2 separate regions of the Homo sapiens genome follow, and region 2 is linked to region 1. Evidence: chromatin loops called from intact Hi-C (ENCODE). Cell type or tissue: PC-3. All regions are shown on one strand. Links, peaks and the distances in the headings refer to the core of each region. The heading gives the core; the rest is flanking DNA. Region 1 has its middle 84 kb from the start of SNX19. Region 2 has its middle 6.6 kb from the start of SNX19.

Region 1 (5,392 bases), core at 304-5,303:
CATATGTATCCCAATTACAAGCCAGAGTTCCAGGATTGATCCATGTATTAAATATCAGTAAAGCTTATATGCTATTTTTTAGGTAAAAGAATTAAAAGACACAAGATTCAGCTGGCCAACTTACCTTTTCTGTCTTATCTTCTGCTACTCCCCTTGAAACACTCTGTTGTTCCCTTGAAATTGTATATTTGTCTTTGTTTTTATAGACTTCTGCTTTCCTGCCTATGTGCTTTTCCTTATGTTTTTGCCTCCATTTGAGGCCACTGCTCTTAAATTATTTCAAAAGAGAAAGAACTATTCTTATTCATTCATTCACTTACTAACTTATTTGTATATGTCCCCAATCCCAAATTTCATTTTTTTAATTCATTCTTCATTGGCAATCATTCTAATGTATTTGGTATGTATCATTCATTTATATGTCATTTTAAAAAGTGTGTTTTGTTTTGTGTGTCTGTGTTTTTATTCTATGGAAATAATGGTAAGTTGTGGATCTCATTTTGTTTCATTTACTTAGCACTGAAGTGCCAGTCATGGTGCTCTGTGAACATCTAGTTCATTCTTTCTAAATGCTTCATCAAACTCCACGTGTATCCACCAAACTTGGTCTATCCACTTTTCCAGTTAGTGATGGACACTCGGATTGTGCTGAATCCCTATCACCATAAACAAGGCTGCAACAGACATGGCTATGTATGTCACTTGTGGACCTGTGGGAGAATTTCTTTGGTCTACACACCTGTGAGTGTAATTGCTGGGTTGTAAAATATATGTAAGCTTGACTTGACTAGGTGCCGACAGATAGATCTTGAGAATATCTGCACCATTCTTCTCCTAGCAGGAGGGTATGTAGGGTCCTCTATCCCTACACTCTACCGATAGTTGAGACTGCTTATTTTTTACATTCTAACTAAATTAACAGGGATAAGATACTGTTTCATTACTGTTTTCATTTGCTCCTGTGATGACTAATGAATTTGAATGTCTCTTGATTTACATATTAGCTGTTGGTTTTATTGCTTATTCATATTTTTGCCCATTTTTTTCTTTTGGTTTATCTGTCTTGTTGACTTAATCCTTACATGTTTGCATATTGCCAGTTTTGGATATTGTTGATAAAAGATTATCTCTCTTTATCCACTCTTCCTCTATTAAACAAAAACACTTAATTTTTTTAATAGAGGAAATAGTCATTTTAAAGACAGGTTTGCCTTTGCATGTAAGCTTTTCAAGTTTTTAAAAAGAGTTATTTCTTGACTCTGCATTGCAAACATGTACTCTGACATTTTCTTCTATTGATTTTCTATTTCATCTTTCATCAATCTCTCTGGATTTTACTTTTATATGTGATTTTAGTTAAGAATCCAATTTTATTTTCTTCCTAATGCCATAAATAAAACAACCTCTCTTTCACCTTTGATTTTTGCTGTTATACTTCTACATTTATTGTGATTTAAATTTTCATGTATACATGATCTTTCTCTAAGTTCAATGCTTTGTTCTATTGTTCTATTTGTCCATCTGTTCTTAAATCACTACCCATTTATTTTATTACTACATGTTGGGATAGGAAGTCTGCCATGGGCCCTGGAAATCCCTGAACATTCCTGCTGAGAATGCCAAACTGCAAGACTTATCTGTCTCCTGAAACTGAGCAGTTTCTGTAGCTGGTCGTACAGGCAGCCAAGTAGGTCAAGCAACCATAGTATGACTATTTGTCATTCTCTGGTGGCTGGGAGGGAGAGGGAGAGGGAGAGGAGGAGAGGAGGAGAGAAGGAGAGACTCTCCTGTTTGCTGCTTACTCTGAATGGTGCTGTACCCATCTGAGTGGGGCTGCTTGATCATTGTCTTGCATCACTTTTATCACTCCTGTTTCTAAATGTAAAATTGTAATAATTAGTATTGATGTTTTATGTGTATGTGCCATGAATTCTCGTAAAATCCATGGGTGATTGTCCCGATTGAAAGGAGCTACTTGTAGAGAAATTATCATAGACAGTGGATCATCAACTAGTTTCCCAGTTCCTCTGTTGATGTACAACAGAAAGCAGGAAGAATTCTTGGAAGAGAAAAGGGAATCACAGTCATTGGGTCTGTAAACCCCATGGACCCTTCTGAACCATGGATATGTGCTACTGTTAACTGTGCTCATTGGACTAATATGAGTGAATATTTTGTCAACACTCGAATGTGTGTATTCTGCAATTGTTGAGTGGAATATTCTGTGAATATCAATCATTTCAAGTTGTTGATAGTGCTCTTCAAGACTTGTTTATGCTTTCTCTAATCTTCTGCCTATCTTATCTATCAGTTACTGATTGAGGAGTGTTTAGAGCTCTCATTTTAATTGTGTATTTGTCTATTTCTCATTTCAGCTCTTTGTTTGCTTCATATATTTTGAATCTGCTATTAGATGCATATACATTTAAATTTTTAAAATAAATTAACAATTTTATCCTTAGGAAATATTCCTCTTTATCTCTGGTAACAAGACTTGTTCTGAAGTCTGCATCATCTGATATTATCTTAGGCATTGCAGCTTCCTTTCATTTAGTGCGTGCATGGCATGCCTCTTTCTATCCTTTCACTTTTAACTTAACCATGTGTTTATATTTAAAGTGGGTTTCTTGCAGATCATATTTAGTTATTATTTTAAGTCCAATTTGAGAATCTCTGGCTTTAAATGGGAGTGTTTACACCAAGGGTCAACAAATGTTTTCTGTAAAGGGCCAGACAGAACAAATGTTAGGCTTTTGGGATCATATGGTCTCTGTTGAAATCACACAACTCTGCTATTATAGCATGAAAGCAGCACAGATAACACAAGAATGAATGGGCGTGGCTGTGTTTCAATACAATGGAACGTTATAAAAAATGATGATGGGCTGTATTTGGCCCATGGGACATAGCTTGCTGACTCATGGTTTAGACCCTTCACATGTAAAGTAAATATTGTCATAGTCAAGTTTAAATCACTCACTTTGTTGTTTGTTTTCAGTTTGACTCATGTGTTATTCATTTCCTACCATCCCCTGCCACCTTCCATATCCTTTGGATTGTGTATTTTTAGGATTCCATTTTATCTCCATTTTTCAATGTATTATCTGTACCTCTTTGTGTTATTATTAAATGATTGCTCTGTGGTTTACTATATACATACCACAGTCTACCTTAATATTACAGCACTTTATAGATAGTAAAAGAATCTTAAATACTTTCACCCCCCCAGCATTTTATGTGATTTTTTGTCATACATTTACTTTATTTAAATTATAAGACCTCCAGTGCATTGCCACTACTTTTGTTTGATGCAATCAGTTATCTTTTTTAAGACAGTGATCCCAGGCCTGCTGTGTTAACTTGCTTTTTTTGCACAAGTGCAATAAAGGATGTATTCTTTTTCAACTAGAGTCTCACAAGATAAGTTCTGCCAAAAATGATTTATGTGACCCTTTTCTCAATTTTCCCTCAGGCAGGATACAACCAATGCCTTTCTAAATGTATAGGAGCCAAGTTAACTCATTACATATAACAAATGTATTATGTAATGTACTTTACATATTATAAAATGTAATACTATACAAAATACAATAGTTTACTATATATAATAAATGCATTAGGGTTTGTCTTCCAGAATCTGGGTTGAATTGGTGGGGTACATTGAAAACTGGAATGCACTATACAAGCTTAGCATGACCTGATATAATAAGAGCAACGTTATCTATCATTTATCTATTAGACCAAGAGCGTCTCTGCCACTCTTCCATATTCCATGGTAGGTGAAGTAATGGCTCTCCAAAGATGTCCATGCCTCTGGAACCTGTGAATATATGACCATACACTGCAAAAGAAACTTTGGAGATGTGATTCAGGTTAAGGACCTTATGCTGGAAAAACTATCCTGAATTATCCAGGTGGGCCCAATGTAATCACATGAATCCTTAAAAATGGAGGATCTCTTCTGACTGTAGGCAAAGAGAGGTGTGACTGAAAAAGTGTGTCTGAGGCATCAAAGCTTCTGGCTTTGAAGATGGAGGAGAGGGTCACAAGTCAAGGAATGTGAGCTGTCTTTAGAAGCTGGAGAAGTGAGGAAACACTTTCTCTCAGGGCATCTCAGTGAGACCTGTGTTAGACTTGTAATTTACAAAATGCTGAGAGATAATACATTTTTATTGTTAAAATTACATTTGGGCTAATTTGTTGCAGCAGCAATAGCAATACACCTTCTTTTTTCAGAAATGATGACCCTATCAGGGAGGATGATTTATCCATTAGGCATTGTTGATAGTGCTTTGGTAGTAGGGATTCATGAGAAGCTACTGGGGGAGTATTCACTGTGTGTGTCAAAAAATGGTTATTGGGGATAATAATGAATGAGACTGAGATTGTGAGCATGTAGGGAAGTCCCTAAATACCTGCAGTATTATCAGTGAACATTTCTTTAAAAATACTTAACATGTTTATCTATATTTATACTTTCAAATGAAGAAAACTCAAAGGCATTTGTCCAATACTTTTTGTAAGTAACTTAACCTTTCTGGATATGTTTACTTGCCTATAAAGTAGAAATACTATGCCTCTCCATAACCTATCTCAAAATTCTTGGCATCAACTCAGTTAAGGTATGTATAAGATCTTTGAAAGAACAGATCCTATCCAGGTGGCTCCATGTTTACTCAGTGTGTGCCATGCTTCAGAAATAGTGGTGCCGTGTATGAGCATGTCAGGTTTAATCATCCACCCGATTGCTGTCCCAAGGCTGAGTGTTGTGATCGCAATGCTGCTATTGGCACTTGTTCTTATGAAATCTCTGTGTCTCCCACGTGAAAAATTGTTTTGTTAAATACGCAATTCTGGATTGATCTGTCTGTCCGTCTATCTATCTATCTATCTATCTATCTATCTATCTATCTATCTATCTATCTATGTATCTTCAGTGCTCAGATGGTATTTAATTATCTGATGGCTTCCATAGGATAAAGTTAGCTCTAAGGCTAAGTTCCTCCTTTGCAGATCATCAGTACTTTCTCTGGCTGATTTTAAGATCTTTCTGACTTTGTGTTCTGGTGACAACATTGTGTGCACACATAGATTTCTTTTTATTTGCCCTGCGTGGAATATATAGTGTTTTTAAAACCTCTATAATCAAGACTTTTATTTGTTCATGGAAGATTAGGAAGATTCTTATTAGGAAGATTCTAGCCATTATTTCTTGCCACTCCTTCTGGAACTCCAGTTAGCTGTGTGTTGCATTGTTTATTCTATCCCTCCATTTCTCTTAACTTCCTTTTGGTATTTTCTTTTTTTTCCTGTGTAATTTACTCATATATAAATTCTGGGTAATTTATTCAGATATACCTCCCAATACACCAAATTATTCATTATGCAGTGG
Region 2 (5,392 bases), core at 182-5,181, 77 kb before region 1:
TAGGTGGTGCCCAAGTAGGGACTCTGTGTGGGGGCTTTCACCCCACATTTCCCTTCCTCACTGACCAGCAGAGGTTCTTCATGAGGGCCAAGCTGCTGAAGCAAACTTCTGCCCGGGCATCTAGGCATTTCCATACATCCTTTGAAATCTAGATGGAGTTTTCCAAACCATAGTTCTTGACTTTTGTGCACCCACAGGCTCAACATCATGTGGAAGCTGCCAAGCCTTGAGGCTTGCACCCTCTGAAGCCACAGCCTAAACTCTACGTTGGGCCCTTTCAGCCATGGCTGGAGCAGCTGGGATGCAGGGCACCAAGTCCCTAGACTACACACAGCACCAGGACCCTGGACCCGGCCTATGAAACTCTATTTTCCTTCTAGACCTCTAGGCCTGTGATGGGATGGGCTGCCGCAAAGAAAGATCTCTGACATGCCCTGGAGACATTTTCCACATTGTCTTGGGGATTAACATTCAGCTGCTCGTTTCTTATGCAAATTTCTGCAGCGGGCTTGAATTTCTCCTCAGAAAATGGGATTTTCTTTTCTATTGCATTGTCAGGCTGCACATCTTCCAAACTTTTATGCTATGCTTCCCTTATAAAACTGAATGCTTTTAACAGCACCCAAATCACTTCTTGAACGCTTTGCTACTTAGAAATTTTTTTCTGCCGGATATCCTAAATCATCTCTCTCAAGTTCAAAGTTCCAAAATCTCTAGAACGGGGACAAAATGTCACCAGTCTCTTTACTAAAACTTAACAAGAGTCACCTTTGCTCCAGTTCCCAATAAGTTCCTCATCTCCATCTGAGACCACCTCAGTCTGGATTTCATTGTCCATATCATTGTCAGCATTTTGGCCAAAGCCTTTCTACAAGTCTCTAGGGAGTTCCAAACTTTTCCACATTTCCCTGCCTTCTTCTGAGCCCTCCAAACTGTTCCAGCCTCTGCCAGTTACCCAGTCCCAAAGCTGCTTCCACATTTTCAGGTATCTTTTCTGCAGCCCCACTCTACTGGTAACAATTTACTGTATTAGTTCCTTTTCATGCTGCTAATAAAGACATGCCTGAGACTGGGCAATTTACAGAAGAAAGAGGTTTAATTGGACTTACAGTTCCGTGTGGCTGGGGAAGCCTCACAATCATGGTGGAAGGCAAGGAAGAGCATGTCTTCCATGGATGGCAGCAGGCAAAAAGAGAAATGAACTTGTGGAGGGGAACTCTTCTTTATAAAACCATCAGATCTTGTGAGACTTATTCACTATCATGAGAACAGCATGGAAAAAAACTTACCTCCATGATTCAATTGCCTCCCACTGGGTCCTTCCCACAACATGGGGGAATTCAAGATGAGATTTGGGTGGGGAACCAGCCAAGCCATATCAAGTATCCTCGGTATAAAAGAGAAGCAAGCAGGAGGTATCAAGGTAGATGAAGTGAAAGGAGAAAAGATTAGGACCTTCACATCCTGGGAAGAGAGTGGTTACAGTGGAAAATCATGGAGTCTAGGTATCTGGGAAGGAAAACGAAGCCAGGAGAGAGACAAACAGCTGTGAGGAGAGGATGAGCTGTACTGGGAGCAAGTGAGTAAGAGCCAGAAGAAAAAGACCTGTGGCTCAAGATTGGTCCATCAGAGCCTGTGTTTGTTCTTATGGCTGCTCTACCAAATGACCATCAACTTAGCAGCTTGCAGCAAACATGTTTATTCTCTTACATTTCTGAAAGTCAGGAGTCTAAGATGGATTGAGAGGGCTTGTTCCTGTTGGAGGCTCTAAGGGAAAATCTCTTTTTTGTCCTTTCCAGCTTCTACAGGCTGCCTGTGATCTTTGGCTTATGGCACCACATGCTCCAACCTCTGCTTCTGTGGTCACATCTCTTTCTCCCACCTTGACCCTCCTGCCTTTTTTTTTTTTTTTTGATGGAGTCTCTCTCTGTCACCAGGCTGGAGTGCAGTGGGGCGATCTCGGCTCACTGCAACCTCCACCTCCTGGGTTCAAGTGATTCTCCTGCCTCAGCCTCCCAAGTAGCTGGGATTACAGGCGTGTGCCACCACACCCAGCTAATTTTTGCATTTTTAGTAGAGATGGGGTTTCACCATGTTGGCCAGGATGGTCTGCCTTCTTCTTAAAATGGCCCTGTGATTACTTTGAGCCTCCGCAGTTATCTAGGAGAAACTTCCCATCTCAAGACCCTTAACTTAGTCTTATCTTTTGTTTCTTTTACCAAGTAAAACAACATACCCACAGGTTCTGGGGGTCCAGATGTGAACATATTTTGGTGGAAGGGGGCATTATGTGACCTACTACAGAGGCTACATGCCTAAAGATGAAAATGTTTTTGTGGTAATAAAGTCTGGGTGTGGCCAGATGAGTTTCTGAAATAGGGTCTGGATAACCTAGGGCTAGGGTTGAAGGAGACATTTTGAGTCTATGTTTTGGAGAAGGATGATCTACATGGTCAAGGAAGTCACTAATGTTAGGGTAGAGAGGACTAGGATCTTGGTACAAATGTTCTCAGTAAGTGAGAAGAATGACCAGGAAGTTGGAAGGTGATGTAATACGAGGAGTGATATGGTTTGGCTCTGTGTCCCCACCCAAATCTCATGTAGCACTGTGATCCTGAGTTTTGGAGGTGGGGCCTGGTGGGAGGTGATTGGATCATGGGGGTGGTTTCTAATGAGTTAGCACCGTCACCCTAGCGCTGTTTCGTGATAGAGTTCTCGTGGGATCTGGTTGTTTAAAAGTGTGTAGTGCCTCCCCCTTTACTCTCTCTCTCCTGCTGTCTTATGAAGATATGCTTCCTTCCCCTTTGCCTTCTGCCATGATTTTAAGTTCCCTGAGGCCTCCCCAGCCATGCCGAACTGTGAGTCAATTAAATCTCTTTTCTTCTTAAATTACCCAGTCTAAGGTAGTTCTTTATAGCAATATGAGAACAGAGTAATACAAGGAGTAAAGAAAGTATGGTGATACCAAAAGAAAAGAAGGAAATTGTGTGTAATTTGGGAAAGAATCATCTAAAAGCATCCATGAAGAACTAGGATATTGGCAGGAGCATCTCCACATCCTGCCTTAGGCGCGGTGATGGAGCAAAATAGCCACCAGAGGGCAGCAGAAAGTATGGCATCTTAAGGAGAAACTGCATCTTACTTATTCATTTGTCAGTCCCATGTCTATCCATTCACCCCACGAGGATTAAGCCAGATATTGGGAATTCAAACATGGTCTTTATATAGTTTATCTTCTTAAAGAATTCACAGTCTAATGCAAGAGATGGATATTGACACAATGTAAAAAGTGCTATAATCAAAATATGTCAAAATATGGGAAGGCAGAAAATTAGGAACAGTTGCACAGAAGAGATGACTTTTGAGCTGGCCTTAAAGGGTGGGTTGAATTTCCCATAAAGACAAGAGTAACAGGCCCGGCGCGGTGGCTCACGCCTGTAATCCCAGCACTTTGGGAGGCCGAGGCGGGTGGATCACCAAGTCAAGAGATCGAGACCATCCTGGCCAACATGGTGAAACCCCGTCTCTACTAAAAATACAAAAATTAGCTGGGTGTGGTGGCGCGCCTGTAGTCCCAGCTACTCGGGAAGCTGAGGCAGGAGAATTGCTTGAACCTGGGAGGCAGAAGTTGCAGTGAGCTGAGATCGTGCCACTGCACTCCAGCATAGCGACAGAGTGAGAGTCCGTCTCAAACATAAATAAATAAATAAATAAATAATAAAAAAAGGTTAAAAAAAAAAGACAAGAGTAACAGGTCGTACTAGGAATAAGGGAGACATGAGAAATACTGAGTAAGCTCCCATACTTGTTTGCTACGGCTCAGAACAAACTACTACATGCTGGGTGGTTTAAACAACAGAAATTTATTTCTCACAGTTCTGGAGGCTGGAAGTCTAAGATCAAGGTGTTGGCAGATTTGGTTTCTCCTGAGGCCTCCCTTCTTGCCTAGCAGAAGGCCACCTCTTCAGCGTCTTCCCTCTGTGCACACGCATCCCTGGTGACTCTTCCTCTTCTTATAGGGATACAGTCATATTCGATTAGGGCTCACCCATAAGACCTTATTTAATCCTAATTACCTCTTTACATGCCTATCTCCAAATAGAGCCACATTCTGAGGTATACTGAGGGCTATGGCTTCAACATATGAGTTTTGAAGGGACAGGGTTCAGTTCATACTACCTCTTTTCTATCTGTGGGTTATGTGAATGGTCATATTTTGATTATGAGGATACTAAAAAGGAAGATAATAATCTTGATAGTTCCCAATATTTTTTTTCATTTCATTCAAAAGTGGAAACAGCACTGAACTACAAGTTAAGGAGATCCAGGCTTAACTTCCTCATCTGGCTGCATACAATACTAAATGCTCGAATAGCCCTTCCCTCTGCAGAACAACCAGACACTGAATAGGAAACAGTTATTGATGAGTTAATGGGCTCAAATGAGGACACAAAATAGGTGAGAAGTCCAAGGTACACTATCCCATCCCACTCTAAAAACAAAACTATTAAATAAGAGCAAAACGAAACAGAAAACAACTCTGAGATGAGGATAGAACTGTCAGTGGAGAGCAGATGAAAGGAGCAGGGTGGCCCCAGGGACAGACGTCCTTATCAGATCTGTAATTCAGGTTCTGAGCCTTGTTCCAGCAGGAGGAGGTGAAACTGAGCCCCTGACTCCACTTGGAGCCACAATCCTTGAAGAGGTTTGAAGAAGTTCCAGGTCAGTGGCATTTCCAAGCTTCTGGAAGACACAAAAGAAATCCATTCTGGAAGAAAATATTCTCATGGTAAGACCATGAAATAAGCACACATTTAATATAGAGTACTATGAACTCTAAATCCAAGACCATCAATTATGAGAAGGAAGGCTAACATGAGTGAGAATCAGAAAAAATAAACAACAGATTGAGAACACAAGGACTGTGGATATGAATATTGTCTGCTGCTTAAGATAGAAGATCCATGTATGAGCTCAAAATGAATGAAATACAAGTATGTTCTAACAATAACAGATTGTCAAAGATGCCCATACAGTTTCAAAACATAGCCAAATGAAACTTTTATAAATGAAAAATAGGACTACTGAAATAAAATACTTAATGTATGTGTTAAATAGTTGATTATATATAGCCAAAGAAAAAATTAATGACCTACAGTATTTGTTGAAAGAAATTATTTAGGCTATAGCATAGAGAACTAGGGAACTGAATATATGAAAGAAAAATGAAGAGAAATGAATGCTAAAATAAAAATTCTAATATTTATATGATCAAGAGTTCCAGGAAGATAATAAAGAGAATGGAGGAGGATAAAAATTTATAGAGATTTTGGCAGATAGTGTTCTAAAACTGGATGAAAACGTAGATTCAGGAAGCATCAATAATATAAAG

Evidence for each region. A loop is a pair of places that touch in the nucleus more often than their neighbours do. Peaks named below come from ENCODE experiments on the same cell type or tissue, not always from the same donor. Only the 100,000 strongest peaks of a DNase experiment are listed, where the experiment ranks them.
Region 2: a loop joins it to region 1, with 5 times the contacts of the local background. A loop is called at or near these places in 2 of 110 quality-filtered maps.

What each region holds. Positions count from the first base shown.
Region 1 is chr11:130,997,635-131,003,026 of GRCh38, forward strand. No RefSeq gene overlaps it. Among named protein-coding and RNA genes, the nearest start is that of SNX19, 84 kb to the left of the region's middle. RefSeq lists an enhancer at 1,133-2,332. In PC-3, for the core only: no CTCF peak of the experiment used is centred there; DNase peaks (open chromatin) are centred at 1,687 and 2,917; H3K4me3 peaks cover 1,314 bases; H3K27ac peaks cover 2,411 bases.
Region 2 is chr11:130,920,390-130,925,781 of GRCh38, forward strand. No RefSeq gene overlaps it. Among named protein-coding and RNA genes, the nearest start is that of SNX19, 6.6 kb to the left of the region's middle. In PC-3, for the core only: a CTCF peak has its summit at 3,095 (motif pointing right); a DNase peak (open chromatin) is centred at 3,102; H3K27me3 peaks cover 2,532 bases.